Regions from separate parts of the Mus musculus genome. Here all the other regions are linked to region 3. Evidence: chromatin loops called from intact Hi-C (ENCODE). Cell type or tissue: heart. All regions are shown on one strand. Region 1 overlaps Snx29 (sorting nexin 29). Region 2 overlaps Snx29 (sorting nexin 29). Region 3 overlaps Shisa9 (shisa family member 9). Region 4 overlaps Snx29 (sorting nexin 29).

The links. Peaks named below come from ENCODE experiments on the same cell type or tissue, not always from the same donor. Only the 100,000 strongest peaks of a DNase experiment are listed, where the experiment ranks them.
Region 1: it touches region 3 in a loop (6-fold over the local background); 7 of 42 quality-filtered maps call a loop at or near these places.
Region 2: it touches region 3 in a loop (4-fold over the local background); 8 of 42 quality-filtered maps call a loop at or near these places.
Region 4: it touches region 3 in a loop (10-fold over the local background); 12 of 42 quality-filtered maps call a loop at or near these places.

Annotation. Positions count from the first base shown.
Region 1 is chr16:11,465,691-11,473,690 of GRCm38, reverse strand. All of the region lies in intron 13 of Snx29 (sorting nexin 29), which reads right to left. Among named protein-coding and RNA genes, the nearest start is that of Gm32100, 110 kb to the left of the region's middle. In heart, a CTCF peak has its summit at 4,766 (motif pointing left); a DNase peak (open chromatin) is centred at 4,700; H3K27ac peaks cover 929 bases.
Region 2 is chr16:11,450,932-11,458,931 of GRCm38, reverse strand. The region is part of intron 13 of Snx29 (sorting nexin 29); the gene reads right to left. Among named protein-coding and RNA genes, the nearest start is that of Gm32100, 130 kb to the left of the region's middle. In heart, CTCF peaks have their summits at 2,045 (motif pointing left) and 3,251 (motif pointing left); a DNase peak (open chromatin) is centred at 2,581; H3K27ac peaks cover 1,315 bases.
Region 3 is chr16:12,196,515-12,204,514 of GRCm38, reverse strand. The region is part of intron 2 of Shisa9 (shisa family member 9); the gene reads right to left. Among named protein-coding and RNA genes, the nearest start is that of Shisa9, 220 kb to the right of the region's middle. In heart, a CTCF peak has its summit at 3,092 (motif pointing right); no DNase peak of the experiment used is centred here; H3K27me3 peaks cover 275 bases.
Region 4 is chr16:11,419,619-11,427,618 of GRCm38, reverse strand. It overlaps Snx29 (sorting nexin 29), which reads right to left. Exons shown (of 21, transcript NM_028964.4): 11 at 6,836-6,915. Among named protein-coding and RNA genes, the nearest start is that of Snx29, 100 kb to the right of the region's middle. In heart, CTCF peaks have their summits at 3,519 (motif pointing left), 3,847 (motif pointing left) and 4,168; no DNase peak of the experiment used is centred here; H3K27ac peaks cover 1,740 bases.

The sequences.
Region 1 (8,000 bases), 730 kb after region 3:
CCTACCTTGCACCAGACATACTATTTAAAGCACTCAGCCCAGAGTCAACAAAGCGGTTGCAGCCAGGTGCTATCATAGACTAGAAGCTTCTGAGCCAGCACCAGGCTTCTATACCCACACATTAATTTACCTATTATAAACTCCCCCCTACCCTTCTCTGTATACCAAATTTTAGCAATGCCCAGACGGGCCTGTTCACTGATGTATTATCTGTAGCTGTCTTCTCACTAGGACAGCTTCAGTGGTCATGACAGAGACCATATGTTCTAAATAGCCGGAAGAATTCACTCTCTAGCCTTTCACAGAAAATACATGCCAACCTCTGGCATGCCAACCTATGGTAAGTCAAGATGCCCTGGCCAAGCCCAGGGGCCAAGTCAAATAGATGAACATTTCAGGTAGTTGCTATCAAGAAAGCAAGGCAGGGTACCAGAGTAAAATGGAAGAGTAGACTGACAAGATACCTCTGAGGCAGTGACATCTGTGCTGGGCTTGAAAGGGAGCCAGCTGTGCCAGGATCTGGGGGACAGCACCCGGGAGGGGAACCATTAAACGAAAAGCCATCAAGTTGGAGCAGGCTGGCATCAGTCACAGTCCAGCAGAAAGCAGATGGCACAGAGGGGAGTCAGTGAGACCTAACGGGAGTGCTGACAGGAAGGAGAGCAAGGCATGGTAGAGCTGGCCATGCAGAAAGCCCAAGCCCCAGGCTCGGCAGGCATGCAGAGCTGAGGGTAGCAGTGGGCACTGGGCCTAGAATGACAAAGCAGCCAGGCACTTAGTAAGATGCAGACAATTTTGGGGTAGGAGCCATTGCAAGATGGTACAGCAGGTCCCAGAAGACTCCAGGAACTCACTGGCCAGGCAGCCTAGCTGACCCAGAGACCCTACCTTAAAGAAATAAGGACTAGAAGAATATGCCTGAGGTCCTCCTCTGACCTCCTCACGGGCAGGCCCACACCTGGAGATTTACAAAAAGGCATATGGCCTTACCACCTCTTTCAGTGATACTGCAGTATTTGCTAGCATCCTAAGCTCTGCTCCACAGTTACCTGGCAACAGCCAGGTATGCCTGACTCACTATAAAAGGGGCTGCTTGCCACCTCCTCTTTCGCTTGCTCTCTTGTCTTCTTGTTTTGCTCTGTCCCCTCTCCCCTTCCCTCCTCTCTCCACATGCTCATGGCTGGCCTCTACTCCTCTATTCTCATATTTCCCCCCCTCTCTCTTTCTCTCTCTCTGCCTTTCCCTGCCTCTACTACCCTACTATCATTGGTGCCAAAACCCGGAATTTAGAAACTCTGTAAGTTTACATCACCCCTGCTACAACATGGAGATCCACACTCTCTAGCCAAAATTTCAAAGAACTGGTAAGCCCCATGCCCCTACTGGTGAGAGTAAATGTCCACATGGCCCCAGGGGAGGGTTCTAGAGCTCAGCCCTGTGCTGCCTTTGAGGATGGGAGACATTCAGTCTTTCACTGAGCCTCGTTCTAGGACTCTTTCCCTTAGGTGAGACTTTTCTCTCTCCTTTTGAGACAGTTTCTTTCTTGTGGCTGAGAATCCCAGGCCACACAATGATGTGTTTATAAAAAGATAAAGAGAGAAGGAATATGTTCTATGGAGATGTGGTGAGGTATGGAGGAAGGGGGTGCCTCCGTGGGCCCATGCCAAGGCATCCCCCCTCCCCCAGTAAAGTATAGAATAGAGTTTATTCAAGGCATGGGAACGGGAGTTAAGAGGGTAATAGAGGCATAGAAAGGTAGAAAGAAAGAAAAGAGGAGTAGGGGCCAGCCATGAGCATGTGGAGAGAGAAGAAGAAGGGAATGAGGAGAGAAAGGGGAAGGGAAGCAGGGCAAGGGCAAGGGCAAGGGAGGAACAAGAGACCAAGAGGGCAAGCAACCCCTTTTATAGTGGGTCAGGCCTACCTGGCAACAGCCAGGTAACTGTGGGGCAGAGCTAACAGTATTATCTTTTCCACAGGGAAGTTTAATCTAAGACATTTGATGCCAAAGCCTTGAGAAGGACGTGGCAAGCCTCAGGGGGCTGCTCAGCACAGGGGCATTAATGGGCAGCAGCAGTTTGTGCCTCTGCTAGGAGAAGTGGTCAGATACACAGTGCACTGAGCCCCCATCTCTGAGGATGACAGGGGCAGAACTCAGCCAACTCCCTGAAGGACTCAACAGGCTGTGTACGCCTGGATGGTGGGAGGGGCATTAAGCTAAAGGATTAGCTTGGCTGGGAGTCTCACAAACCTGTGTAGATGCCAGCCATTGCTGGGAGCCAAGGAAGCCCTTTGTTAGTCAGGTGTCCTCTACCTGCAGTTCATTCTAGAGCTGCCCTGCGGAACATAAGCTATGAATCTCATTCTCCACTCTAACCACTCTCCACCAGCAGCAACTTGAGTGCACAGGCAAAGGAGCTATCCATCCCAAGGCCATAACAAGCCAACAATAAGAATACTATCACAATTGCAAGAGTGTCAGGAATCAGCAAAGCCAGGCCCATCTTCCCCCTATGTCCCCAATACAAATGAGGGAAACAGAAACAAAGACCCCCAAGCTCACACAGCAGGCGGTGAGGGAGTACACACTGCCTTCCCTCCATGTTCTTCCACCTTGCTGCCCACAGCCAACACACAGCTGGGCACAGTGTACATTTAAGAGGAGTCTGCAGTACCACCAAGGGACATAAAAATACTCCAGCAGAACATCTGGGAGGTCACATCTCTGGCACGAGGACAAGCAGTCCACTGAGGTGGCTCTCACTTGTACATCAGAGAACTCACATTTAACACGGACTGAGAGCAGTACCACAGGTACCACCATTCTCAGCCCAGAGAGTGAAGCACCAGGGCCAATCCTGGAGGCTTCTCAGAGGTGGTGTGATATTACAGCTGGCTCTTGAAAGACAGTCACGACCTACTCTCAGAACAAGGAGAAAGGACACATACAGCTAACCAGAGACGACTGACGGCGTTTTGGAGAACAGCCCTGGGTGCTGCTGCTTCTTCACCAGATACAGGCCAGAGAGCAGTGAAGCCTTGAGACAAGGGATACAGTCAGTGACAGGAGTCAGACCCTGGATCTTCACTTCCTAGCTCACACAATGAGCAAGTCTGGTAAGCTGCTTACTTTTCTCATCACTGTGACTAAAGAACAGACAAAGGCAATTTAAGGGAGGCAGGGTTTATGTGAGAGAACACAGACTGTCCTGACAGAAAAGGCCTGGCCAGCCCTGGCCAGCAGTGGCTCCTCAGCAGCAAAAGAAGTTAAGGGAGACCTGGGGGTGTGACTCGGGTACAGGGCTTGCCTAGCATGCATAAGGTCCCAGGTTCCATCCCAACACCAGAGCACCTGAGTATAACCCGCTCATGTCCTCATCCTAAACCTACCTGTGATTTCACACTGCTGTGTGAGGTCAGTTATAAATGCACTACTTACTTCCTGCCCTAAAACACCAGGAAGCCTCTTTGCTTCCTGCCTAATGGCTTTCTCCACAAAGCAGAAGAGATCAGACACCAAATAGGGCAGTCTAAAGGCCATTAGCACCCAAGTGACAATAGTCAATAGAAGACAAACAAAGTGATGGATTCCTGTCCTGCTGACTATCCCAAAGCACCCCATCCACCCACCAAGTCCACTCTCCCTCTCCCACCCCCCACCTGTCCACTCTAGCTCCCAAGTAAGGAGAACAGACTGAAATAGGGTTTACCTGCACAGCCCACCTAGAGGGCCACCCCACAACACTTAAAGGCCTCTGGGTTTTACCCACATTATCAGCTCTGGGGCCTGAGAAAGCCACAAGCAAACTTCTAACTCCCAGAGGGGCCTCCGCACGGGCTCTGCTCCTTTGTGGACTAGGTAGAGAGTGACTTCTGGAAGAAACTGATCACCTGGGCAGGTAGTCAATGATCACAAAGGCCTGAGTCAGCCTGCCTCAAAGACTGGCAGCTTTCTCTAACTAGCATGGGAGACAGCCAGGCTGTCCCTACACACAGGGATCCCAGCCAGGACCTGTGCTACATCTTGCTTCCCTGAGCTTCTTGATAACGCTGGAGGCCTGAAGAAACAGGGAGGGAAAGTGAGGCAATGGGACCATAGGGTTGCATGGGAATGAAGCAGGTCACCTCACAGAGGGGCCCCCTCACCACAGCACAGTCACCAGGATAGGTGATCCAGGACTGGTAATACTCCAGCAGGGGAGACTGGAGCAGTGGTTCTTAACCTTCCTAATGTTGCAAGCCCGGCTTGTACAGTAAGTACTTTTACCCACTAAACCATTTGACAACTTTCTTTTTTTTTTTTCTTTTTATTCTTCTTCTTTTCTATTCTTTTTTTTTTCCTTTGTCCTTTTTCCTTCTTATTTGTGGGGTCAGGGAGGGACAGAGTCTCCCACTGAGTCCAGAGTACATCAGTGCATCCAGACTTGCTGGCCAGTCCCAGGGATCCCCCTGTCTCTGCATCTCAGCTCTATTACAGATGGGTACTATATCCAGATTTCTATGTGGATACTTCATGTGTATGCAGCACGTACTCTGCTGCCGACCTGTCCCCGCATCCCCACCCCACCCAAGTCCTCGGCTTTTCTAATGAGCATCTCACTGCCCAGGAATGGGGCTGACCACCCACGCGAACAGATGTCCGGGTCTGTGGCTGAGGCAGGTCTCCTTCACCTGCTAATAACCATGTCCTGGGTTCACCTCATCCCTGTGCTTTCAGGGACACATTTTCTGGCTCTTAGCCGGAGCTGCCCCCTAGTGGCAGGCTAAGCTGTATTTCCATGCACAGACAGCCACAAAATTACACTATTACAATCCTTGAACCAAACACATTCCCTCCAGAGATTCAGTTCTCGCTTCTGATTAGCATAGTGCAACAAGCCGCAATCAGCCAGGGCAGGGATGGAAGTGGAGAGTGGGCTCAACAGGAGCTGGACTAGGAGAGACTGAGGGCAGGGCATGCAGCACAGAGAACGTATGAGGTAGGGTGGGCACAAGCCTCACTCAAGCGACACTCATGAGCTCCCCATGTGCTTGCCTGGGACATGCTCGGCTCTGGGTTCACACCCCGAGGATAAAGAAATAGCGACCAGGAACTAGCTAGGAGCTTTTTTGGTTGCTTTGTTTTTAAACCAGATAAACAGGACATGAAGTTAGCTATAACCACAGTAAGTGCTGCTGTCATGATTAGAATCTGCAGGTCTCCACGGCCTCTCTTTGTTTTGATTACATTTTCCCCAGCCTGTGGTGCAAGGTAGAAATGCTGGGAACTTGAAAGCTGGAGGATCTAGCTGGCAGCAGAGGCCCAAAGGGGGGCAGGTCCAGGTGCTGTCCACACTTCCTGGACCCTGACTTACCCGCTGCCATGCACATCCAGTCTTACCCTGTCTGCCATGATGCCTGGGACCCTCCAAACCCAGGGACTAGAGCACACCTGCTGTTTCCCTGGTCAGCAAGGAGAAAAATATCTGATACAACTGTAAAGAAAAGTCTGCTAGAACCAACTCTGCTCTGTTTTGGGACTTTGTGTGAACCAGAAAGCCACTTCCCATTTCAGAAGGAATAGGACAGCTGGCTCTAACAAAGCCACCCAGACCTGGAAGATCTCTCTTCATCCTCAGAAGCAAATGTGGAAGGGTTTCCCTCCCTTTGTGAGCAATTATACAGTAAGCACACTGTCAAATTTTCTATTAAAAATACTGAATTCTGGTGCTTTTTGAATTGTTATAAGGGGAAGCAGAGAAGAAGGGATCTCCAATTATTTATGTCAAAATCTGCAAAAATAAGAAATATTTTTATATCTAATTGTGTGTGACACTTTGCTAGAACATTCCCTAGTAAGAGCTCTCCTGGCAGCTCAAGCTTTTAGCTGGAGGAAGGAAGCCATGGCCACCAATCAAAGCTGAGGAGGCAGGAGGACAAGACGGCAACAGTCAGACAGCTCGCCTTCTGTCTGTCTCTCGGTCACACTGCCTGACTACATGAAACCACATTAAAACAATTGCAAAGCCACATTTAAACGTTCATTGTAAAGACTGAGAGCAAAATGCGACCCGCAGGAAGGAGCCTTGGGACTGCTGCGCTGCCATAGGGTAGGAGACTATGGAAACAGAGAGCGAGCAGAGAGGAGCTACAAAGGAGGCTCAGGAAGAACACACTCCAGCCTCAAAGATGAAGTCAGCAGCCTCTTTCAAAGTCGTCGTCCTTGACAGCAAACAGCCTTAAACATTCTAAGAAAGCACTGTACCATTGGCCTCCATTTTCACCCCACTCATTAGGGTCTTCCTTAAACCCTGACTAGTTTTCATATGTAACTGTGCTAGCAGGATGGCTCAGTAGGTTAGGATACTTGTCACCAAGCCTGATGACCTGAGCCAGAGCCTTGGGGTGCACATGGTAGAAGAAAAAAACTGATTCCAAGAAGTTATCCTCTGATCTCTACATTTGCACCACACATGCATGCACCACCATACATGTATGAACCACACATGCATGCACCACCATACACGTATGCACCACATATGCACGTATGACATGTACACCTGCAAATAAATAAGTATAATAAAACATTTCTCATTCAGCAAGGCTTGTTGGTACACACCTTTAATCCCAGTACTCAGCAGGCAGAGGCAGCCACATCTCTGTGAGTTCAAAGACAATTTGGTCTACATGATGACTTTCAGGACAACCAGAGCTATTTAATGAAACCATGTCTCAAAATTCATGTATCACCAATAATTTAAAGGCAACAACTTTGGTTGTTCTTTAGGTTCGAACCTGCAGAGTTCCCCACAAGCTCATGTTCTGAATTTTTATTTCCAGCTGGTGGTGCTGTTTTGGGAAAGCTATGGAATCTTTAAGAGGAAGAGCCAGGATGCTGGAAGGGAACTTTCAGGGGCAGCCTCTGAAAGTTCGAGCCCAGTTGTTCTCTGCTTCTTGGCCGCTGCCACAGGCTTTGCTGAGCAGACAGAGCTGGTTTGCCACTCCTCTCTGCCACACAACAATTCCCCGAACCTAAATACGCCTTTCTGCTTTTAAGCTCTCTGTCAGGGATTTGGCTAAAGAAATGCAAAAATAACTAATGTGGTTCTCTAGCCCTGCCCCCCCCCCAAAAAAAACAAAAACAAACAAAAAGCAGGCAAAGTCAGAGCAATGGCAAGTTAGGTAAAGGCAGTTACAACAGACAGGGTCACAGAGGTTTGGTTGGCCAGCTCATCTGAATGTGCTTGAGACAGTCCTCAACAAAAAGTCAAGCAGGAGGAAAAAATATTAAATTCTGGGGGCTAGGGATATACCTCCTTAGAAGAGAGCAGGCCCTAGTTTCAATACCAAGCATCCAGTACTCTCCAGGTATAAGAGAGAAAGAGAGAAAGATGAGAGGAGAGGAGAGGAGAGGAGAGGAGAGGAGAGGAGAGGAGAGGAGAGGAGAGGAGAGGAGAGGAGAGGAGAGGAGAGGAGAGGAGAGGAGAGGAGAGGAGAGGAGAGGAGAGGAGAGGGAGGAGAGGGAGGAGAGGGAAGAGGGAGAGGGAGAGGGAGAGGGAGAGGGAGAGGGAGAGGGAGAGGGAGAGGAGCCAAGTAGCTAGGTAGCCAAGAAAAGTCATCTTGGCCTGGGTCACGCTCCTCTAGAAGCCAAAGTCACATGCCCATTAGTAAGGAGGGAAATTGTCTGCCCTGCAGCATCCTCCATCCAACCTTTCCAATCACATCTCTTATGTGGCAGGTAATTCCTCCTGTAGATAAAGGAATCAAGATAAATTAGCCTCAATTTACACAAATTAACACAAATCACAGGCTGAGGCCCAGCCAGTGACCCAGGAAACAGCTACTTCTTCACAGCCTGGGGCCTCCTGACACTGTGACCTTAGCAATTACAAGGGAACAACTATGGCAGAAGATGTGCTCACTCATCAGCCACCATTTTGGCCATAACACCGTGCCACAGGGTCTGTGCGTCTAACGTTGTAGCACTGACTCCTGTGCTAAGACCTGACACTTCACAGCCCTAG
Region 2 (8,000 bases), 750 kb after region 3:
ACACATGACACATAACTTGCAACACACAACTAAAGGTGTAAAAACTAAGCTTAGAAAATGGACTTGATGGACTAACAATGAAGACAGTGATTGATTGCATTGGGCCATGGGATTTGGGCCTCCTCCCATTTGGGGTTGGTCCACAGCTTTTACAATTGCAGGGTAATGTTTGAAAACACAGAAATAAAAACTTCCTTAAGAAGTGTCAACTAGCCAGAGATGACAGAATTCTGCTCTAGCTGAGTCTGACAGCACACCCCTGCCATGCTAGCACTAGAGAAGCTAAGGCAGGGGGGTCCCAATCAAAGACCAGACTAGACCATATAGGAAGAAAGAACCTGCCTTAAAAAGAATTCCACCTCAGAAAACACATGTGCAGTTTTAACCTGTGAACACGCAATCCGTGTTGACGGGCAAAGCATGAGCAGGCCTAGGCTTAAGTTCACATACAGATCGGTAAACAAAGTCATCCCTTAAGTTGTTTACAGCTTACTTGAAAATAAACTCTTAAGCAAAAATGAAAAATGCCAACACTTCCAAAAGAAACTAACAGTAACAAATTGACTCTCCATTTGGTTCTGAAATAAAAATATCAAGCACCTTCACCTTCCTGGATGTCACCAGCAGCCTCTGCATCCCCTGCAGAACCTCAGAAGTGCCCACCATCAGCTCAGCCTGCTGCACTTCCATCACCCAATACCTGGCAGGACATTAACATCTGGGCACCAGACCTGTGCAGTCTGGGTCTCGCCTCTAGAAAGCCTAACTTAATTAGTCTGGAAGGTGGCCTGGGCCTAATAGTTCTGTAAGCTTCCCCTGGGGACTGAAATGTGCAGCCAGAGCTAAGCAGCATGGTTAGCACTTTAACCCAGAGAATTCTTTATTAGAACGTTAGTTATGTCTGAGCAACACCAAGCCAGATGAACTCCAAAAAGTGACTGTAGCCTTGAGGTGTAGGAATAAATTACTTCCATGGTCCCAGCTCTGGCTAAGGATACCTGCAGGGGCCTCTGGGTGGCACTTATCAGCATTAACTCTTGCAAAAAAATCTATAAGAGTAAGACTGTTTCACCCTGGCTTTCCAAAGGAGAAGCATTAGGCACTAAGTGGCCATCTGCCATCCCACATCCACTGGGAACAGAGGCTCCTATGTAAATAAGTATTTCCTTAAATGGTGCCTGAGGCACCTCCCTCTACCCCAGCCTCAGACAGAGCTGACAATGGTAGCACACTCTTGTAATCCTAATATTTTCAAGGCTGAGGCAATGGGACTCTGAGTTCAAGGCCAGCCTAGGTTATACACTAAGTTCAAGAACATCAAGAACAACCTGGGCTATCTACCAAGCTTCTGCCAAAACAAAAACAAAAACCAAACAAACCCAAAGACTAAAGTAAACTGACGCAAAACTAATCCCACCCCTGCCCCACATCATGCCACACTTACACCTGAGCATGGCTGGCGCACAGAATCACTCAGCCAAATGTTTAACATCTGTGTCTATACACCCCATCCCACCCCACCCACCCCTCTTCAATTTAAACACATAGGCTCACGCAGCCATGCTCTGTTCATTTCTAACTGATAAAGCTTACCACAAAACAGCTGCTCTTTGAAGAGTTAACAAATGAACAAGGTAAACTACAGAGCCTGGAAGAACTCCGGCAGCACCAGACTACAGGTGAGCAGTTTCCACTGAGACAGATCTTTGCCTATCCTGATGCTTGGGCCTAACACACAAGTCCCGACTTATACATGGATTCCCCTGCTCTCAGCTGCAAGTTAGGGACCTGGGGCTGCTGCTGAGCATGGAGCAAAGGTGGGACTCTCAGCTCATCACACCAGACAAGTGACTCGTCCAGTAGCCTGAATGAGGGAGGCAGAGGGAAGGGTGACTGGACACAGTAGGTGCTCAGAAGATCACGTGGGGAATCAGGTCAAGAGGATGACTAAACATACATTCTGCAGTGTTTCTGCCAATGGTCCTGAGAAAAAGGACAAGGGAAAAGGCTGAGGCAGGGATTCTCTTGGTGGCAATGCTGCCCCCTTCAGGTGTGGGATAAGTAGGCATGCCTGGCGGCATAGTCAGGCCAAAATGTAGAGTAGGCTGAAGACACCATTCCTTCTGAGAGGCTGGGGCAGTACACAGTGCTGGCTCGGCCTCCTAGGGCCATCTGTAGGAGACTGGTGTAGAATCTGAACCTGGAGCCGCCTCTCACAGATGCTGACAGCCCTTCTCCTCTGGGGTCTGCTGCACTCTGCATTTTCATTCCGTATTTGCTATAAACAGCCACTCTGGTCCTCCCTCTCTATGTGCAAGCTGTGGACCAGGAAGTGCTTTATAAGCTGTGGGTTGGGCCTTATTCGCCAGATACTGAGGCCTAGTGAGGAAGTCTGAGTCTTTGCTCTAGTTTAGAGACCTGTCTTGCTCACTTCCGTACTGGAGTGACTCAGCACTTTCTGCTTAAGCCTGCCTTTGCCTAGCTACCACTGATGTAGAATAACTTTATTGGCTCTGTCAGTCACCCTATACCCTACGGCATCCTTCCCCGCCCTCTACATCATCTCACCTCACCAAAAATCCCCACCTCTTTCTTCAACCCTATATAAAGGAAAGACTGCTACAATAAAACAAGTTCCTGCTCTGACAGACTCCCGGCCTGGGTGTGTTTGTTTTGGGCTGCAACAGTCACCATCCCACTCAGCCCTGGAGAGACTAGGCTGGCCCTGCCAGCAGAGAGCTGGCATCTGTGGTTCACTCTGTCCCAGAACTATCCTAACCAATGTAGAACAGAGTCTGCTTCTATTATGAATGGCTTCTTGTTCATTTCTCTTTCACATAAACTATAAGCTAGCTTCCTAAATCACTTGTGTTATATGTATGTTATATTAGTTATGGACATTAGGAGTGTCACCAAGAATGTTTACAAAAAAGGAACAGCAAATCTGCTAGCATGAAGTCCAAAGACGGCAAAATAGATGACTAACAAGGTCACTAGAGGTCACAGTTTGTGAGACATAAACCACAGAAAGCAGCCAGAGGAGGTAGCATAGTGTACTCACTCCTGTCAGATTCCACTGAGGGCTGTCGGCCCAACGCCACTAATACATTAATTTGGAACATCTAAAGCACCTAAATGGGATGGGGAGGAATCACCATGGGAAGTCTACAGTCACTGCTGCCCATCTAGGGAAGTCCTCTCCAGCCCCACACTCACTCCTGCAGTTCAGAAAGGAAAGGATGCCACCTCCTGGATACAGGGAGCGTTGATCTGGGCCTGAGAGCAAGAGATGCCTGCTGCTGGGGAGACGAGGTGAAGTGGCTGGGCACAGCACAGCCATGGTCTGTTACAGATCCTCTAGTCACCATGAGAGAAGATCAAACCTGATAATGAAGCCAACTGCAAGAAAAAGGATAGAGAGATGTGGAGAAACAGGTCTCCTTCACAGCAGGAGTTCCCTAGCCACTCCACTGCCCTTCTTCAGAGGCCTCTAAGTGGGCTTCTGTCATCCATGAATGCTCTCACTAGCTAAAGCTAAAGTAGAAGGGATTTCCAGAAAGCTTCACTTCCCAAATGGTGAGCAAAATAGTCTTGGAACAGGTAACAAGCAAGTCCAAGAGCTCCCTAGAACTGAGCTATAACTAAGAAGAGCCCAGTGGGCATTCCTTGGAGATAACTTGGGTCAGGTCACACCACCACTAGCCCCACAACACTTCCCTCCCTCACCAGACCAACTTCACTGAGACCTATTTGAGCCAGGCATTACGTCAGCGGTAAGAAAAACCAGGTGAGCACAAGAGCATGCCCCTCCTGAGGAAGCCTCTGGCCTAAATTTGAGCCTTTGGTGGCAGTACGCTATTGTCACTGCTAGTAGTAACTGTTGTGCAATGCTGGTGCCTGAGCATGAGCACCACGGAGAGCCCTTACCTGGGTAGGTCAGGAGATGCTGGACACAACCTTCTGCTGATGAATGTTCTTAAAGTGACAAGAAACAGAAACCCAACTCCAGTTCATCTCAAGAGCAGTGGGGATTCATCAGCCCACACTGTGAGAAGGTCCAGAGAGGCCTTCAAGAGTAGGTTGGAGCCGGGCGGTGGTGGCGCACACCTTTAATCCCAGCACTTGGGAGGCAGAGGCAGGTGGATTTCTGAGTTCAAGGCCAGCCTGGTCTACAGAGTGAGTTCCAGGACAGCTGGGGCTATACAGAGAAACCCTGTCTTGAAACAAACAAACAAACAAACAAAAAGAGTAGGTTGGCCCAGCATCCCAGTGAATCCTGAAACCCAGCTCTCTTGCCCACCGCTCCTCATTTGAGTGCCTGCATACCCTCACCCTATGCTGTCTTCCCTCATGAGAACACAATGGCCAAGGCAGCTCTAGGCTTCATACCCCAACAGAAAGTTACCCAGAAGAGAGAGCCATCCAACAGACAAGAGATGAGCTCCCACCAAAGTTCTGAAGACCCACCCCTGTCTCCATGGCAAAATTAGACCACATGTCATTTCTGAAACAGTCTAGGAACCCTGCAGCAATCTTGCTGGAAGGAGATGGAATTACCTTGACCAAATTAGATATGTTAGACCTGAGCTGGAACCCGGAAAATGTCAGTTTCTGCCACTCCTGTGTAACTTTAATGCTTTCAAATCCTTTTTAATGATGGTTCTTAAACACTTTAACCTCTCTTACAGCCCACCACTCACCAGAGGTAGTGGGAAAGAAAGGATATGAGGGGCGGGCTTATGGACCTGTTTAGAAAGGTTCTTTGGAGCAACTCCCATCTGTGTTATCTAGAAATAGCAGTTCAGTTCACAGGTCAGCAGCAGCAGCTTGCTCTACTCACAAACACTTCACAGACATACAGCAGTCCAGGTTGGTAGCGTCGAGATAACAAACACAAATCAGCAGCAGTGGCGCTACCTAGCAGAGACAGCCAGGCCTCAGCCTCTGCACAAGTCAGCAGGAGGCACCAGGGCCAACAGGAATGCCAGGAAAAGTTCTCAGCTGTGCCAATCTCAGTGAAATGAAGATCAGCAAAGCGAGACCACCAAGTGAGTCCTTTTTATACCCTCCAAACATCCCGTGTCCTCCCCGGGTCTTGCCTCAGCACATGCATCTGTCTCAAAAGTCACTGCCAATCAGTCTGCAGAAGCGGCAAAAAGCCGCAGCACACCACCAGAAGTTGCTTGGTGCATATCTCTCTATGGAGTCCTGACAAATGGAGTTCAACTATACAATGTAAGGCAGACCAATACATGCGTGTTGTTAGCAAAGAATCTTTCATCATGTGTCCTTTAACAGGATTACTTTAGCAGAACATCCTTTCTCCTGTGTCTGCTTCAGCATAACTTTCCTTCATGAGTCTGCCTTGGCCTTTCACCTATGTCCACTTCAATGAAACATTCCTTCATGTGTTTGCCTTAGCAACACAAGTGACTTTCCAAAGAACCCTTAAGTTTCCACTTCACCTGGCTGCCCTGGAACTTGATCTGTAGACCAGGCTGGCCTCAAACTCTGATCCACCTGCCTCTGCCTCCTGAATGCTGGGATTAAAGGCATACACCACTACTCCTGGATTTAGAAATATGTATCTTTTGATAGATATATGCCAGAGCCAAAAGAAAGAGAGGGTCAGCCCACTGGACTAAGTGCTTGGCAGATACATGTCAAGACAGAACATCCCCTATGACCTTGTCCCAGAAAGCAGAGTCTATAGTTCTCTGATAACCAACAGAAAAAGGCAGAGCTTGAGCCTTGACAGACAATATAAGATTTAGAGCTTTTATTGAAAGCCAAAAGTCTCGACAGACAGAGATGCCAGACAGGATCTGAGCAGGGCACTGAGGTCCCTGTTTTGCCTTCCCTGTATAGGCCCACACCCTAAAAGTTGTGCCATGAGGACCTCAATCTCACACATAGACATCATTGTGAAGATCTCACTGGCTACCAGCCCAGCAGGAACAATAAACAAGAGGGTACATACTGACCAAGCAGGGCTGGCACACCCAAGGAAGCTGACCTCCAAATGGAGGCCAGTGTCAAAGGCTTCAAGATGCTTTGGACAAAGAAAGGACTCCAACACCCAGGTCAGACCCAGAGTCTAGAACTATCAACAGCCAAGGCACCAACCAGAACGCTTGTCCACACCCTTGGGCTGTCAAGAGGATGACAGATGTACTTAAGCCCAGAAAAACCACAGTCCACCGTTTGCCCCTAACATACAAACATGAACCCTTCGTTAGAACATGGTAAAAATGAGAGAAAGCCAACACAATCTGGATAAAGCAACAAAGATTGGCAGGTGAAAAGTAGCTCAGAAAGGCTGGGTTCAGCAGCTCAGGTGCCACCCTCAGGAAGAGCTGCACCCCTCTCCTTCTACTGTGTGTGCATTCATGCACTGGGTTAGAATCTTTCCTCAAAGGAACAAAGACCCACCAACTCCCAGGTTCCCTCTCGTCCAGGCAAGAATGCTGAACCTTGCTCTCAGCACATCAGCCACACACATTAGCTAGACTCCATCATGGTGGCCAAGGAATGAAGCAGCAGAGTGACACTAGCATGAATAGCCAGGAAGGAGGAAGAGCCACTGGTGGAGTGTGAGGGTCTAGCCGGCTGGGTCATGGATGCTGAGGGAGCTGATTGAATCTCAATTCTGGGTGTTTGAGGTGTTTCCTGGAGAGCCAGCATCTGAATTAGTGGACCAGGCTGGGACCTTATCAGGACAACCAGGTGCCATCCTTGCACTGAGGACTCCAAACAAAACAAAGGAACCAGGGAAGGTCAATGCTCTCTCTGCCTGACTTCTGGAGCCAGGGGTGGTCCTCTCCTGCCCTGGGGCTCCTAGCTGTCAGCCTGGACCCAGGCCTTCAGACCACATCACTGGATTTCCCAGGCTGCCACTTGCAGACAAGGTTAGGTAAACTCCCTGGCACGCAAGTCATATGAAATCAATACCTCAGGACCTCAGAAAACCATGTGGTTTTCTGGAAAGGTACAGACATCCTATTGGCCCTGCTTCTCTTGAGATCCCTGAAGTATCAGGAGGAAGCTGAAACCTGGAGATGGTGGTGGGCAGCTTTTGAAATGGTCCCCACTGACTCTGATCCTGATAGTCATCCCTAGTGTCATGGCTTCCCACACTGCCGGGCTGTTCTGTGTATCTATAGAACTCAGCGTGCTCTCCAAGGTGACAGAAACCTCGAGACCTCCACCTGGAGCATGTTCTTTCTCTATGGGAGCCACATTGAACAGCCTACAGAAACCTTCAGATTAAGGACCCTAGGCCTCTTATTGACAGACAGACAGACAGACAGAAGACACCAGCCCCTAGTCTGAGACAAGCCTGAGTACACCAACTCTAGCCAGCAACTCAACTTCTACCTCCTGAAAGACCCCTCCCCATCCATTCGCAGACACCTCACTCCCAGAAATCGTGGAAAATTCTAAACACTTGCTGTTTCTGGAGACCAAATTAAGAGATGATTTATCACACAAGAGACAGCTAGCATGATGAGCAGAGATAGAAAATTGTCCTTAGAGTGACCCAATGACTTTGACCCTGTTCTCTAATTGGGAGACTCAATCCCTGATGCAGTAGCAATGCTGAGAGGTGGCCCTTAGGAACTGGGCAGGGGCTGGCGAGATGGCACAGCAGCTACTTACGGCTTTTCCAAAAGACCCAAATTTAGGTCCCAGTACCCATGGGGAGGAAAGGAACTCAAGTTCGAGGGCTCCAATGCCTTCTGACCTCCACTGGCACTAGAAATACACTTGGTGCACAGACACACACAAAAGCAAAATATTGAGACACGTAAAAATTTAAGTAATTTTTTAAAGAACTGATCAGGTTACAAGGGCTCCGCCCTCATCCACCACGGCTTAGTACTAAACATGTCTGTTACAAGAGCAGCTCCTCGGCCTCTTTCCTCCCACTCTCCATGATGTGATGGCTTCCATTGCATTCTGACATGCCAGGAGGCCCCTGAAGGTACAGCCCCTCAACC
Region 3 (8,000 bases):
GCTATGTGGTTGGCCTTATCCAAAACATGGTACACACATCACCCATGTAATCCTTCCAGCAGTTGTGGATACGCCCAATAATGCATTGTGGCTGTGCCTGGATTTCTATGAGGAAACCACAGGCTCAAATTGGCTGTCATTTTCTGCTGCTTAACTCAAGCTTCATGAATAGCACTAGGACTCTCCTGGACCAGAAGCAGTAGCAATGAATTAGAAGATAGATCATAAAGTCCTTTCAGAATACTATCTATGTAAGCAATCGCAGACACACAGCCTGTGTTTCCTGGATGTGTAAACACATTCCCACCACCTCAACTGCTTAAACAAGGCTCACTGTGGTTTGGCATCCCCACAAATACTTTTTTTTTCCTCTTTTTTTTTGTCATTTCTTTTTCAAAAACAAGATTGCTCCCTCGGCAACTGTTTCCAAGCACATTCTCTCATTCTGGGAGAGAGAAAGATGAAGCAGAAGGAGCCTCTTGTTACTATGCAGGGGATACAAAAGAGGTCGGGGAGGAAGAAAGGAGAAAAGTAAAAAAGCTAAAGACCCAGCAAGATGCGCTTTACCAAATGGAACTGACCAAATGGCCCCTTGAACAGCAAAGTTTAGCCTTGTCTTGCTATCTATCCTGACCCCTGCCCTCTCTCTCTTATCTATCATCTATTTATCTATCTATCTATCTATCTATCTATCTATCTATCTATCTATCTATCTATCTATCATTTATCTATCATCTATATATCTATCATCTATCTACCATCTATCATCTATGACCTACCTATTATCTATTTATCATCTAGCTAGCTAGCTAGCTATCATCTGTCACCTATCATCTATCTATCTATCATCTATTTATCTATCATCTATCACCTATCTATCACCTATCTATTTATCTATCTACCCATCGGAAGGGCAGAGGACATCTCTAAGGCAGTCTACCTGAGCTAATGAGGAAATCACAATTACTTCCCTTAGAGTTAAGGCATGTTGTTAGTGTCATGTTTGTCTTGACTTTATTTTGATACTACAGTAGCAAAGCTGGACCCAAGATGAGAGGTGATAAGAGCAACTGCCATTTCCTTTTTCCCTAATCTGTTTCATTCTGATCTATGCCTTTAAAACAATAAATAGGGGTTGGAGAGAAATTTCGGTCAGTGACATGCCTCCTGCTGCATGAGTACCTGATTGTAGTCTCCTGTGCTCACATCAAGCCACCAGGCCTGGTGACCTGACCTGTGTTTGTAGACCTAGTGCTAGGTGGGGGATGGGAGGCAGACAGACATCTGTAGCTCACTGCACAGTCTAGATAACCAGTAGCTCTGACTCTACAAAAGATCCTCTCTTGAAAAGAAAAGGAAAAAGAAAGACAGAGAGAGAGAGAGAGATGCTGATATTGACTTACGGGCTCCATATGTCCATGCCTGTCTACTCACACAGCATGTGCTCTAACCCAACCACAAACAGATACACTACACACACAAATACACATTTAAAAAAAAAGAAACAACAAACAAAAATTCATTCCAAAATTCTATGAGCTGGCCAAAGTAACCTTTAGAGGAAAGCACTAAAAATACCCATAAATTCCCTAACTCTTATTTCTTTTACATATAAGATAGCCATAGCTATCTTATAACATATTTCTCAGGTTTGTCTTAAATAGTAAAATGCGGGCTGGTGAGATGGGTCAGTGGTTATAGGAATTTGCCATAAGCCTGGTGACCTGAGTTTGATCCACAGAACCAATGTAAGAGATGGAAGATAAGAACTGCTTCTACGAAGTTGTCACTTGGCCTACTGCATTTGCATGTGTGTGTGCATGCATACATGTACACAAAAGTAATAGTTTACAAAAATAGTATTAAATAGACCACTATAAAAACAGTTCAATACATTCTAGATACTTAATAAATATTAATTCTCTTCCCCAAGCCTCAGGTTTATGTCCCTGCCAACATCCTTGGAAAAACATCAGAGGTCTGAGCTAGATGGCTGTTATCTGGGAACAGAAAGGCACATTGAGTCACACCCCCACTCCTACCCCACCCTCAGATCTGTTGCCTCTAACTGCAACAGGAGCTTCAGCCACGTGCTCATGAATAATCCATCTGCTTCACAAATGTAATTATATCACAACACTGATTTCTGATGGGCAGAGACCGATACCCAGAGATGCTTCATTCCCAAACATTGCAGAAAAAAAAGTATCACACTCCCCAGAGCAGAAGTGTAGTCACAACGAAGGCTCACCAAGTACAATATTTTTCCATGCTCCAGAGAAGACTGGCAGATGTCCTGGAACATCAGGTTTGGGCCCTTCCAGAAAGCCACATTTCTCTGCTTGCTGTAGCTTCTAATGGGATGAAATTGGCACTTTGAGGCACATTTACCACATCTAAAGAATCTCTGCAAAGCTTGCTCCTGAGATTCCACCCCCTTCTAGATATTCATGCATTGACATGCTGCCTCTAAGTTCTAGAACAAAAGGCATCAGATACCTTAACTTTGCACACTGTAACTGAGACAGCCAAGACCTAAGGAGGCATACGCTGTCCACCAGTCCCTACAGAATCTATTCCAAATTACCATTTGAGGAAATGCTATGGTTTTCCAGCCCTTAATGGATTGCAACCATTAAGGTCCAACAGACAAATGTTTGTTTCTGACATGTGCTGTGTTTCCTTATGAAGATATGCGTTCATTTTCTTTTGATAACAAAATCAACAACCACCAACTTAGTGGCTTCAAATAACACCAATTGATTATTTGACACTTCTGCAGGTCATAAATCCGAATTGGGTCTCACCAGGCTAAAATCAAGGAATAAACAGAAAACTGGGCCTGGTGGTACAGGCTAGCCCTTCAAAGGTTGGGCAGAAAGATGGCATGTTTAAGTACAGCCTGGGCTATAAAGTGAGTTCAAAACCCAGCCTAGGTAACTTAGTGAGAGCCTGTGAAGAAGGCTAAGGCAGTATCTCAGGGGGAGGGAGTTTGCCTAACACATAGAAGTGAAATAATGTAATACAAGAAAATAGAATAAATACGGAGTTGTGTTCCTTTCTAGAGATGAGGGTCAACCTACTTTACCCTTTTCAGCCACTAGAGGCTGCCATATTCCTTGACTCGGGATTCCCTTCCATCTTGACAGTCAACATTTGGATATCCTCCCATCTGTTTCTACAAAGAAAAGATCTTTGTGATTCAATTGGCCTATCGTTATAACCCAGGTTAATCTCCTTATTTAAACTGGGTTAGTCTGCAGTCTTCATTTTCTCTGCAACTTTGATTCTTCCTTGCTGTGTAACACAACCTGCTTGTAGTCCCACAGTAATAGTCAGGACAAAGATGACTTTGAGATTACTGTATCTACCAAGACATGCATTCTTTTTTCTCCTGACGAAATCTTAATTAATCCTTCAAACTGGTTTTCCATCCTCCCAAAGACTTCAGAATAAACATAGTGTTCCATGATAGGGCTGAAATTTTTTCTAGGCCTTTGCACTTTTTTGACTGGAGTAACCCAGTAGTTGAAAATGGTTGACGTCCAATATTTTCAGTGACAAGGTACACTGAAAGTACACTTCTAGTTCTAGCATCTGCTGGCCTCCTGAAATCTGGTACTCTAGCATGTCCTGTCACACAGGGACTAGTATAAATCTGACCCTGTATTGGCTCCATTTATCCACAGGTGGACTCTGCCCTTGGTAGTCCATCGGACCTATTAGTCAGACACAACAGTGAATGGAACAAAAAGCAGAGAAAGCCACCAAGATTAGAGATGTACATGTATGGGCAGGCCCTCTCAGCTCACACAGAGGACAGTAGATTTATTGGCAGGGGACAGAAGGTGAGTCTGGAATAAAAAGCTCAGGCAGAATTTGTTTCCAGTGAGTGGGGTATTTCTTCTGGAAAGCTGTGGGTATTTTCAGGCTTCTATTGTTGAAGCTAGCATGATGATATGCATGAAATCATAGTCCTGTTTTGTTTTCTTCCTAATCTTTCTTCTTTTACTGTTTAGTCTAGGGAGTCACACTGATCCAGAAAACAACATCCACAGAACTGATAACTATTTCTGTGCATTTATTCATTCAAAACCCAATTGAACTCTACTATGTTCCAGAAGCCACCAGGAAACAATGATTTTAAAACAGGTCCTATATGTTTATTTGCTAAAGAAGATTGTCATGTGGAGACCTACTAAGTGCCAGCTTAGTCACACCCTTCTCTTGTCATATCGGATGGGCTTCAAGTGGTATGTGCTGGTATGCAGGATCTGTTTTTCTGAATGAGAGAAATGCTTCTGGTGAGTTTATAAGCATCTAAAATGCATTTGGTTCAACTGTTTGTAAAGGTTTAATTATGCAGCCATGTAAATTTGGAGATGTGCTTTATATAAAAACAGTAGCAACAGTTACTAATTGAGGGGATTTGAGGTGATATGTCTGGGTGGGTGAGATATATAAAGATGCCAGCAAAACAAGTAGGCTACAGAGGCAGAAGCTTTATGGTCATGTGACCACAAGAAGCAGGCAAGCTTGCTGTTGTGCCACCAAAGGGAGAGAGGATGAGATTCACTGAAAGGGGAAGGGAGTGCATCCCATTTCAGACTGGCTCTTTTATAGGGCTTCCTCTTCATGTTAACAATAATATAAAAAATAAAATATGCATGCAAGTCAAGTAAGTAATAATCAGAAATAAAGCAACCCAAGTATGCTAGCTCTCCCTTAGGGAAAAATGTGAGTCAGAGTTTGAGAGACTATTTCAGATTGAGGACGTGGTAAAATGAAAAGGGATCATTTGGGGATATAATGAAGGCAGGTTGAGACTAGAGTCCAGTGACAACTTATATTACTTACCTACCTGGGCAGTCTCATCCATGATCATGAGTGCACCTGACTTGTCAGCCTGTCTGTCACTATCAGGGACTGGGAGGAGATCCCAGGACATAGCTCTTCCCAAAATGAATCCTGTCATTATTAAAATTCGTATTCTGGGATTTAGGATTGGGGTAGGATGGAAATATGCATCTCTGACAAGTCTCCACCCATGATGAAGATGGTCCACAGACTGCAGTTGGGTAGCAAAGCTTGGTGTAGCCTGATGTCACCCAGGTTGCTGGGAGTCCTGTTCCTTAGCACTTCCTCCTTTTGGCAGCTTCCAAGGAAACCAAGTTAGCTGAATGTTGGAAGATGGGCTTAGGAGAAGGGGACCACTGTATAAGAGAGAACACTGTGGGGGTGGGGGGCAATACAGAGCATGGTGAGCTAAGACAGCAATAAGAGTATTTGCCTACCATGCATGATCTTTGGTACTGAGACCATATTTTTTTTTAAATGCACCCTAACTCTGGGGTGGAATATCATGAAAGGTGATGCCTGAGCCCAGCATTACAAGGTGAGCAGAAGCTGGTTCAATTGACAAGGGTGAAGACAACAGGAGAGCATAAGGAAAGACATAACACAGACAGATGCAGCTATCTGGGACCTGCTTAAAAGTCAAAAAGACGGGTAAAGAGTAGCACGTGGCCCTCAAACGAAAGCTATGAGAACAGGCTTTCATAGAAGTCAACTGTGGCCAGAGTGGAAGAACTGACATCAACAAACAAGCTTGGCCTCCAAAAGAGAGCAAAGATAATGACTCTCTAGCACTTTCTATGCACTACACTGAGCCCACTCATGGACATCTCTTTAAAACTTTGCAGCAATGCCCACTTTAAAAGAGATAAAGGTTCAGAGAAGTAAAGTCACTCAAGGAGCTAATGGATGAGGGAGCTGTTAAGTAATCTCAGATACACAGACTCCATGAGCTTAAATCAACCCTATAGCACTCCCTACCTGCTAATACAGGAGAACCTCTATCCCTGCTGCTGGGTGGGTTCTGAAATACCAGGAATTCGGTGGCTAACACTGTGGGTCCTGGCGGTTGGGTAGGTGGATGCTGTAGAATGTAGCATTGATGTGTTTGCAGGAGGATGTGAGCTATGGCCACATGAAGCCACTGCATCTGCTCTTACAGCTGCGAGTTTGTAGTAGATGTCAGCAATAAAGCCCCAGCACAGAACTGCATGTAATGATGTAGTATCTCTCATAGTCTCTCTCTCTCTCTCTCTCTCTCTCTCTCTCTCTCTCTCAGACACACACACACACACACACATACTCTCTCTCTCTCTCTCTCTCTCTCTCTCTCTCTCTCTCTCTCTCTCTCTCTCTCTCTCCCTAAGCGCTATCCTCAGCTGCCCTTCAGCCTCAGGCTCAGAACTGTAGCATACACAGAGATGCGAGTTCTCCTTTCCCCCAAACATTTGTCTCCTGTCCAGAAAACATGCAAGCTGGTGGGACACCACAGCTGCAATCTCAGAACTTTGGAGGCTGGGGCAAGGGCGTCATAAGTTCAAGGCCAGCGCGGGCTACATATGGAGATCTTGTCAATAAATAAATAAATAAATAAATAAATAAATAAGGTGTGAAGAGGCAAGGGCCAGGCCTAGATAATTTTTCACATACCAGTCTGCTCTTCAGTATTTACTAAGCAGGGTTCAATGTACAAGGAGCCTCAGAACTCCAGCTAAAAGCACACCTCCCCCATCCCCCACATTCCACCTCTTAAGCACAGCAGTAACTTTCCCTCTCCACCTCTTCTAGGACGCCTGCACCTGCTGCTCTGATGGAAGGGGTGGGGAGAAAAGGGTGTCGCACTTCCATAAGCCAGTCAGTCACCATCACTGGAGTAAGCGGGCACTGACGTCAGGAGTCAGAGCTGCTGGAGTTACATAATGCCAGAAGCTGCTTGAACGGGGACTAAGGACATATTTAAAACCTTGGGGAGCTAAAAATAGGCAAAAAAAATTTGTTTCCTCATAAACTTTTTAAGCTTTAGAATACACACACACACACAATGTGTGTGTGTGTGTGTGTGTGTGTGTGTGTGTGTGTGTGTGTGTGTGTGTGTTTTCCTGGACTTTGATTGTATGTGGCCTCAGGCAAATTTCACTGTTGAATTAGGATCTCAAGAAAATGAATATGATATCTGTGAGGGGCGGGGAGAGGGAATTATGTGTGTGTGAATGAGAATGTGGTGTGTAGGTGGGTGAATGAGGACATGTGCGTGTATAGGGAGTGTGTGTGTAAATATAGATACAGATAACAGACAGACAAAAATATAGAATAAAGGTGATCTGAGGTTTGCTGTAGTGATTTGGTATTGGCATGAGCATGAATTTGACTTTGAAGGATATGTGAATACCAGGTGTATCTATTTTGTGGGTGAGAAAGCTTTGTCACAGGTGTGTTATATATACTTGTGGCTAAAACACATGCGTTTCTTTGTGTTGGGGTAGGGGTAATGCTATGGGGGATGATGATGTAGCATTAAGGTGTTTGTAGGCATGTGCAAAGGCCATGTGAACATAGAGCACATCCTCTTGTAGATGTGAGTGTGAAGTGTATTTTAGTGAGTGTGAAGATTATGTGCTTGAATGGAGCTGAGTATGTGAGTATGTAAGTGTTTGTAATGTGCTACAGTGTGGGCAGAATAGCTAGGAGAGGAAGATGTGCGGTGTAAGTTGGAAGGATTACAAAGATGCGCGTGTGTGCATCACACACACACTCACATACACACAATGTCTGATATCAAGAAAAATGAACAGAGTTGTTAATGTCCTTTCCTGATGCTTAAAACATTCTAGACTGCCAGGTATGGTGGCACACGCCTTTGATCCCAGCACTCGGGAGGCAGAGGCAAGCGGGTTTCTGAGTTCGAGGCCAGCCTGGTCTACAAAGTGAGTTCCAGGACAGCCAGGGCTATACAGAGAAACCCTGTCTCAAAAACCAAAAACCAAAACCAAAACAAAAAAACCAACCAAACAAACAAAAAACACCATTCTAGACCTTCCTTGAAGCCCTCAAGTTATTTATGGAAAAGTATCTGAAGGTATTCAACAGGATATTAAACCATTATTCTCATCTGTTTTCATGGGACCCCAGCTTCTAATTACTCCTTT
Region 4 (8,000 bases), 780 kb after region 3:
AGTTTAGCCAAGAATAGGAGGGAGGAATGGGAAGGAAAAAGTGGCATAATTAAATTATAATAACACAAAAAAAATTAAACAAGGATGATTGAGGAACAAGAGCTGAGAGTGTCCTCTAGCCTAACACACATGTGCACACACATAAACATACATACAGGAAAGCACACACACGCTTTAGTACCATGCAAGCAGAGTTAGGTTAAGAGTTATGCAGGCTGACACAGACCAGCAGACACAGGGAGGCGAGGTGGGGCGGGGAAGGGCAGGGCAGGGCAGGGCAGGGCAGGGCAGGGCAGGGCAGGGCAGGTCTCCACCATGCTCTGCAATCTCTATGCCTCACTGCTACGTGTCCCTTGCATCTGTCCTGAAAGAGACGGGTACTCAGAGTAAGAGGCACACTGTATTCAAGATCTCAAGCAGATGTGTGTGAGAAAATCTAACAAAATGTTTCCCAAACTCAGAGGGCTCATCACATCAAGTATTCCACAATGGAGAATGTTTCAGTCCAGTATGTGAGACTGGGGACCTGCCATCAGTTCACCTTCAGAGGTTGTGGATACAGCCACAGTGCAAGGCCACTCGGATGATAAGGAGAAAGGAAAATACTTTAAACTACCTGGGCCAAAGTCTAGCCAGAGTGACCCCAAGCTTGGTTTTCCTAGAGAACAATTTCCTATGCTAAGGACCAGTGTCACAGGATACTCTCTTCAAACAAAGTCCATTGCTGGCTGGGACCCAGTAGCAGCCATGACTCCGGGGAAATGGTTCTGATTCTTTTTCCTGCTGGATCTGAAACTCGATACTTAGATTTATATTGCCACAGCCAGGAAACCAGAAAGGTATAGATCGGTGTTTTAAGTACAGTTCATCTTTTTTCTCCATAACTATGGAAGGCCACGGCAGGGTGTCGGGTGAGACTGGGCTCCGTGCTCTGGCTATGCTGCTGCTACTCCAGGGAAAATCCCCTGCCTGCTGCTGTCTGACAGCATTTCCTCAATGCTTCCCAACAGTGACAAGGGGTAGACACCCTCAGTGTCCACGGTACTGCCGCTGGGAATGGCCTCTCTCAAGCTGCTTCTCTACCCCACTCTTCTTGGCAAGTATCCCCATCTCTCCAAAGGCTTCTTTAGCCCTACCACACCCATGCACAAAGCTTTCCATCCCTCCAACTCAGGCCACCCTACGGACTCCACCACACAGGTCTGTCCCCTCCTCCCTCCCACTCCTGGCATCGAGGGTGAGGAATGTCTGTGTTAGTGTCAGTATCAGCTGCAGCACCCGATCAAAGGTGTTCACGCTTTCAGGCACTGGGCTGGGGTGACAGTGCACAACCTCAGGGCTTCTGCTAGGATTTCCTGCTCAGGATGCACTCCTGAGAGAGGTGTGATGACTGAAAGCGACAAGAAGGCGGTTAGTGCCCACGGGTGACAAAACAGCCATGTCACTCCCATATGACTCCTTCTATCCTGTGTCACTCCCATATAACCCCCTTCCCTCCTGTGTCACTCCTTCTGACCCCTTCCTTGTCCAGTTGCCATTCGGCCACATCTCACTTCCAGTCTTTGACCTCTCTGTGGTCAGGATCCACACTGCAAGAGCTGAGGGTGCTGCTGAGCACTGAGTGACTCTTAGTCCTCACAGCAGCTATAGGAACCTCATCCTGTGCATTTCAGTGATGGGAAAATTGAGGCACAGAGTTTATAAGCCTCACCCTTCCTCCCATACCTAGAACAGTGCCCACTATGTGACAGACATTTAGTAAACTTTTGGGGAGTGGATGAACAAATTATGAAGAACTGAGGTGTGCCTATATCATATCTGGAAGCTTCCAATTTCTGACAGTCGCTGTCATCCAGGAAACAAGATTCAGAAGGAAAAGCGAGTCTCCAGTGTTAGCAATCTCTGTTGCGGTATCCAGGCACAGTCTGTGTGACTAAGTCACACAGGACTTGGACTGTGACCTGTTTAATGGTCACTGTTCATCCTAAAAAGATCTCATCATTGAACCCTCAGCCAAGCCCTGGGCTAGATGCTGAGCCCTCCCATTGGCTTCCAAGTGCCATAGTGCTTCTTAGTTTCATTTCTCAAACGTCCAGTGTTTGGAATAGTGTTGCTAGGCAATGAGCCAGCCTGCCTCACCTCGACTGAGACTCCCGTCACATGATATCAAGAGAAAAACAGACTGAGGCTTAGTGAGGCAGTGAGCATCGAAGTGAGCAGCGAGGGGCATTGCTCTTGCCCTCTCCTCCATGGCCTGACATCAGAAGTGACAAAGAAATGAGCAACTCGAGTTGCTTGTCTCCCCGCTTTCTCTGAACCCCAGGAAAGAAAAGGAAGGCAGTGGTCAGGACTCAAAAGCCATGTAAGTATCAGTGGCTAAGCAATGATAGCAAGGGAGAAACAGTTTCTAGCTAGCAGTATGTGCCCTTCTAAAGTAGACCAGACTCCCCTCCTCCCCTCCAAAGCCATCACTGTGGGGACAGCCTTACAGGAAGCTATGTGCACATCACCTCTGCCACCCCACCTGACTGTTGAAATAAGGCACCAGCACTCGACACCCACAACTGAGACGCAAAACCCCAAGGTCTTTGCACGGGGAGGGGAGGACAGACAGCAAGGACAGAGGCACAACCTGGTGCTAAAGGACTGTCCACCAACAACAGGGGAAAAGGCTCATTACAGTTCTCAACTCCCAAATACAGAAACTAATTCAAGAGTGGAGAGAGGCAGCAGTTACAAAGGTGGGGGGCACAGCAATGAGTGTCCACCGGGTGGATTCCCACTACATTTGCAGCCTCAAGAAAGACAGATGGCGTCAGGAAGCCTCGTGCTCAGACCACCCGCTCTGGGCTGGTCTGCAGGTGCTCAGCCTTTCACACTTCACAGCGAGGGTGACAGAGCTGAAGAGACAGCAAACACCCACAGGAGTCATGAGCAGTCCCTAGAGTCTCATCATTTCCAATAGGTCCGTTCTTTTCTTAAGCTTTCCAGCAGCTATTCAGCACCCCTGTCCACCACAAGGATACTTACTGGGCACAAAGAGCCTGTTGTCCCTGGTATAACCACAGTCAGGCTTTGCCGAAGGCATTCTCATGCCAGGCAGGGAGATCCAGGGTCTCCTGGCACGGCCACATATCCCCTTGGGGTTGAAATCACCCCAACTGAGAAGATTAAGCGTCTAGAGAGGATTAAGGGTACACATCCAGGAAAGGGGGCTTCAGAGGCTTGTAATTGTAGGGATGCCATCATAAAACAAAAACCATGTCCACCCATTTGGAGGCCTAGACACTGTGTTTGGAATCAGTAAATGAATCCTTTAAGGGTGCTAACAGTCTCACCTACAAGTTACTGAACACTTAACACGTGTAACTCTGAGATACATTTTTCCAATCTGTCTTTTCAAATTGTAAGGTACAACTCTTCTGAGTATGTTTCTTGTATATATGCGTTTAACCTTCACAAACCCACCAGAGGAGCAAGCACCATTGCTAGCCCAACACCAACACAAACCTTGGTTTGAAGCTAGTGAGCTTCACCAGAGTGGCCCCTGGTGGTGAGGGTGCTGCAGTGCCACTTCCAGCCATCAACAGGGAAAGAGTGGCCCCTGGTGGTGAGGGTGCTGCAGTGCCACTTCCAGCCATCAACAGGGAAAGAGTGGCCCCTGGTGGTGAGGGTGCTGCAGTGCCACTTACAGCCATCAACAGGGAAAGAGTGGCCCCTGGTGGTGAGGGTGCTGCAGTGCCACTTCCAGCCATCAACAGGGAAAGAGTGGCCCCTGGTGGTGAGGGTGCTGCAGTGCCACTTACAGCCATCAACAGGGAAAGAGTGGCCCCTGGTGGTGAGGGTGCTGCAGTGCCACTTACAGCCATCAACAGGGAAAGAGTGGCCCCTGGTGGTGAGGGTGCTGCAGTGCCACTTACAGCCATCAACAGGGAAAGAGTGGCCCCTGGTGGTGAGGGTGCTGCAGTGCCACTTCCAGCCATCAACAGGGAAAGAGTGGCCCCTGGTGGTGAGGGTGCTGCAGTGCCACTTACAGCCATCAACAGGGAAAGAGTGGCCCCTGGTGGTGAGGGTGCTGCAGTGCCACTTACAGCCATCAACAGGGAAAGAGTGGCCCCTGGTGGTGAGGGTGCTGCAGTGCCACTTCCAGCCATCAATAGGGAAAGAGGTGCTTTCTTAAACACAGCTCACATCACATATTCCAACAAAAACATTAATTCAAATGTACAGACACTCGGCTGTTAAACAGGAGGTGAATGAAGTAAAGCTGACATAAACATAAAGAAATGTCTACTAAGTAGTGGGAAAGCATCCAGTCTGGGTGGCTTTTCCCACAGGCAGACAGCCAGTCACAACCCTAAGTGCCTGCTAGTGAGGTACCAACATTCAGAGTGCTTTCCACATACTGAGCATCCCCTGTTAGACCTTACTTTCTGTGTGTGTGCACACATATGAGTTCAGTGTGCAGTGTGTGTATATGTGTGTGTGTTCATGCATACAGTGACTACTCTAAACTCACTGGCATTCACAGGATTCACAGGGCATACTGAGTGGCCGTCATTATCTGTCTGTGCTGAGGTCAGCACTGCTGGCCACTCAACAAGAAGATATGACTGTGGCACTTGCCTTTTACAAAGAAAGGTGACATTTCAAAACCCTGCAAACTCAGCCCAGACCATCAGAGTTCTGCTGCCTTCCAGGCTGGTGACCACATTCACTTATGTGAACCAAGGTGTGAAGAGCTGGAGACTTGGCTGGGACTGCAGCTCAGTTGTTGGGTGTTTCCTTGCATGCGCCAGTCTCAGCACTGGGAACATTATTTATATAAGCTGTAGGCCAAGGCCAAGGCTGCTTATCCACACTGCCCTATCAAGGTCTCTTATATCAACGACTGCTACCCACTGAGCACACAAGACTGTAGCAGGGGATGAAGACATCTTTCTTTGACATCACAGCAACTACCAAGAGCAAACAAGTCACCACAGGCACACAGACTCAACAGGTGGCTCCATCCCGCTGACAATGAGAACACGAGGATCAGGAAAGTTGCAGGGAATCCCGGCTGGAACAACCAAGAAGTGGAGCTGTTAAGGGTCAGCCAGGCCAGAGACAATGCTCACAAGCACACAGGAAAAGAAGCATTTGCCAAGGCTTCCCAGTGTCAATCCTCTGTTACATCAGACTAATCCTGTAGGGCTACACAGACAGCCCTTCCTATCCCTCTCACAGATAAAGCAGGGGTGGGTGGAGGCACCCACATTTCTGAAAGAGGCATGGTCCTTATCTTGCAGGAGCAGAGTGGACAAGAAAAGCCTTCCCACATGAAATCACCCCTGAAAACAAAGGCTAACCCACCCACCCATTCACAAACAACTGTTCTGCACAGCCCATATAACTACCAGACACCCAGAGTCAAATGGCCCACCAATGTGGGCCTTTCCTTCAGAAGGTTGGCTGGGAATTCCTGATAGGTCTCAAGCCAAAGATGACCAGAAACAACTAGGATTAATTTCTAAAAAAAAGAGATGAATGAAAATAAAACGGGCTGAGTCCCTGCTGCAGGCACAGCTCAGAGGTATCACAAGAATGTCCTCATGGGAAAGGAACTGACCAAGCTGGTGGCTTTGTCAGGGATGGAAATGGCTTGGGAGGCTCAGAGGCAAGATCCATGGCAGCCCCCAGAGAACCAATTCACCTGCTCCATACCCCACACTGGAGAGAGGCTGAGAAGGGCTCTGGGAACCATGCCTGGCCACTAGGAGAAGGTGACAGACAAGTCGTCCTCACATAGACCTAAGTATCTGTTCAGCCCTGCACAGCAACAGAACTCACACTAGCAGTTCCTGCTCTGCAGCCAGAGGACTGTGGGAAACCTCAGCTCATAGGGAACATGGCTCTGGAGAGTGTTCACGTAAACAGAAAGGTCCAGGCTTGGAGATCTAGGAGATCCGTGTGGAAGTTTCTATGTCACCTCAGATAACTAATGCATTTCCAAGCAGAAATGGCATCCTGGGGTGATGTTAAAGGGGCCTGGAACTTCTCTGGATAAAGTTACTCTCCATCTGACATCACCACTATGGGCTCAAGGTTTGTTGTACTTTGGTGTTTGAAGGAAATGTTAATTTTTACCCAAAGGCTGATGAGGAAAAAAGGCATAATTTTTACACTATCCAAGTGTTGATCTCTGAATGTGATATGGAAACAGAAAGCCTGCCCTCTGCCCCTCTCCTTCCTGCCATTAGGGGTAGGAACGAAATGGCCAGAGCTCAGAAAGCAAAGACAACAGCTAGTCAGGAAAAGGAAGAGCCCTGGCCTCTGATGACCATGGAGTCTCATGCTAGCCCACTCTGCCAACCCCAGTCAGGGCACCGGCCCCAATCCCAACTGACCTAGTCATTGAACATCTATCTTGTTAAACAATTGCTGGTGTGGGTGTGGGTGTGGGTGCGGGCCATCACACACACACTCTTCATTGCCGTGTCCCTAATACTTCCCTCTGAAGCTGGAAATGATTTGCACCACCTGTCATTAGAATATGTCATCAGCAAAACTGATTTGTCCAGAGTCACAAGGAAAGTCAGAAGACAGCCTTACTCTGGCTGCACACAGAAGGTAGCTTAGAAACCGCAAGGCACAGAAGGTTCCTTGCATCCTTTAGCAGATTCACCCCCATGCACCACAATCCGGCCATAGTCTGGAAGCTTACAGCGATACCACGATCAGGTGCACAGAAAGCAAACACTCACTAACTTCATGCTCACTTCAAAGCCCACACCTGCACAGGATAAGCACAGGTGCCCTGCTGGCACACATGCCAGCCTCTGAGAGTACTTACGGACTGTCATGGACTCAGGCACTGAGGCAGAAGGTAGCAAGCTGCTCAGAGGACTTCCTTGGCCTGGAGAACTGGCTTCCCTACTGGGAGGAAGTAGACAGAAGGAAGTTACACTCATCCCAAAATGCAACTTCAGTGTTCACAACACTCTCAGGCAAAACGTTTCCCCAGGAATCTACTGGAAAAACAATGAAGCTGCTCAGCAGATGTCTGAAATTTACTGGTAACTCCAAAACCAATCCAAACACCCTCTGGAAGCCGCTCACTCACGAGGGAAGAGTTAGTCACTCAGTGGGCATGTGTGCAGCTGGGTCAGACAGGAAACCACTGCCTTCCTCTTCCAACTCGTGTACACACGCGTGAACACACGTCCTTTCAGTAGTCTACTTTGTCACATTCTTATGGTTTGTATTGTCACTTTCCCTAGTTAGAATAGTCTCCAGGTCCATGTTCCCAGTACAAGGGCCCCACATATTATGTAAGCTTCATTCAGACAAGCATGAAATATCACTGTCCAATGTCAACAAGTCAACAGTGTTTGTTTCTGATGGTCTCTCATGGATCCTGGGCTGGAATTTTCTATGTGACTGTCTTAGTCAGGGTTTCTATTCCTGGACAAAATATCATGACCAAGAAGCAAGTTGGGGAGGAAAGGGTTTATTCAGCTTACACCTCCAAACCACTGTTCATAGCCAAGGAAGTCAGGGCTGGAACTCAAGCAGGTCAGGAAGCAGGAGCTGATGCAGAGGCCATGGAGGGATGTTCTTTACTGGCTTGCTTCCCCTGGCTTGCTCAGCCTGCTCTCTTATAGAGCCAAGACTACCAGCCCAGAGATGGTCCCACCCACAAGGGGCCTTTCCCCCTTGATCACTAATTGAGAAAATGCCTTACAGTTGGATCTCATGGAGGCATTTTCTCAACTGAAGCTCCTTTCTCTGTGATAATCCAGCTGTGTCAAGTCGACACAAAACTAGCCAGTACAGTGACCAAAGATGATTTTGAACTTCTGATCCTTCTGTCTTCGCTTCCCAAGTTTTATATGGTGCTGGGGATCAAACCCAGAGCTCTATGCATGCTATGCAAGCATTCTCCTACAGCTGAGCTACATCTCTTGTAGATTCTAAACAAGATGCCTTTAAATGAGGACACACAGAGAGGCAGGTTA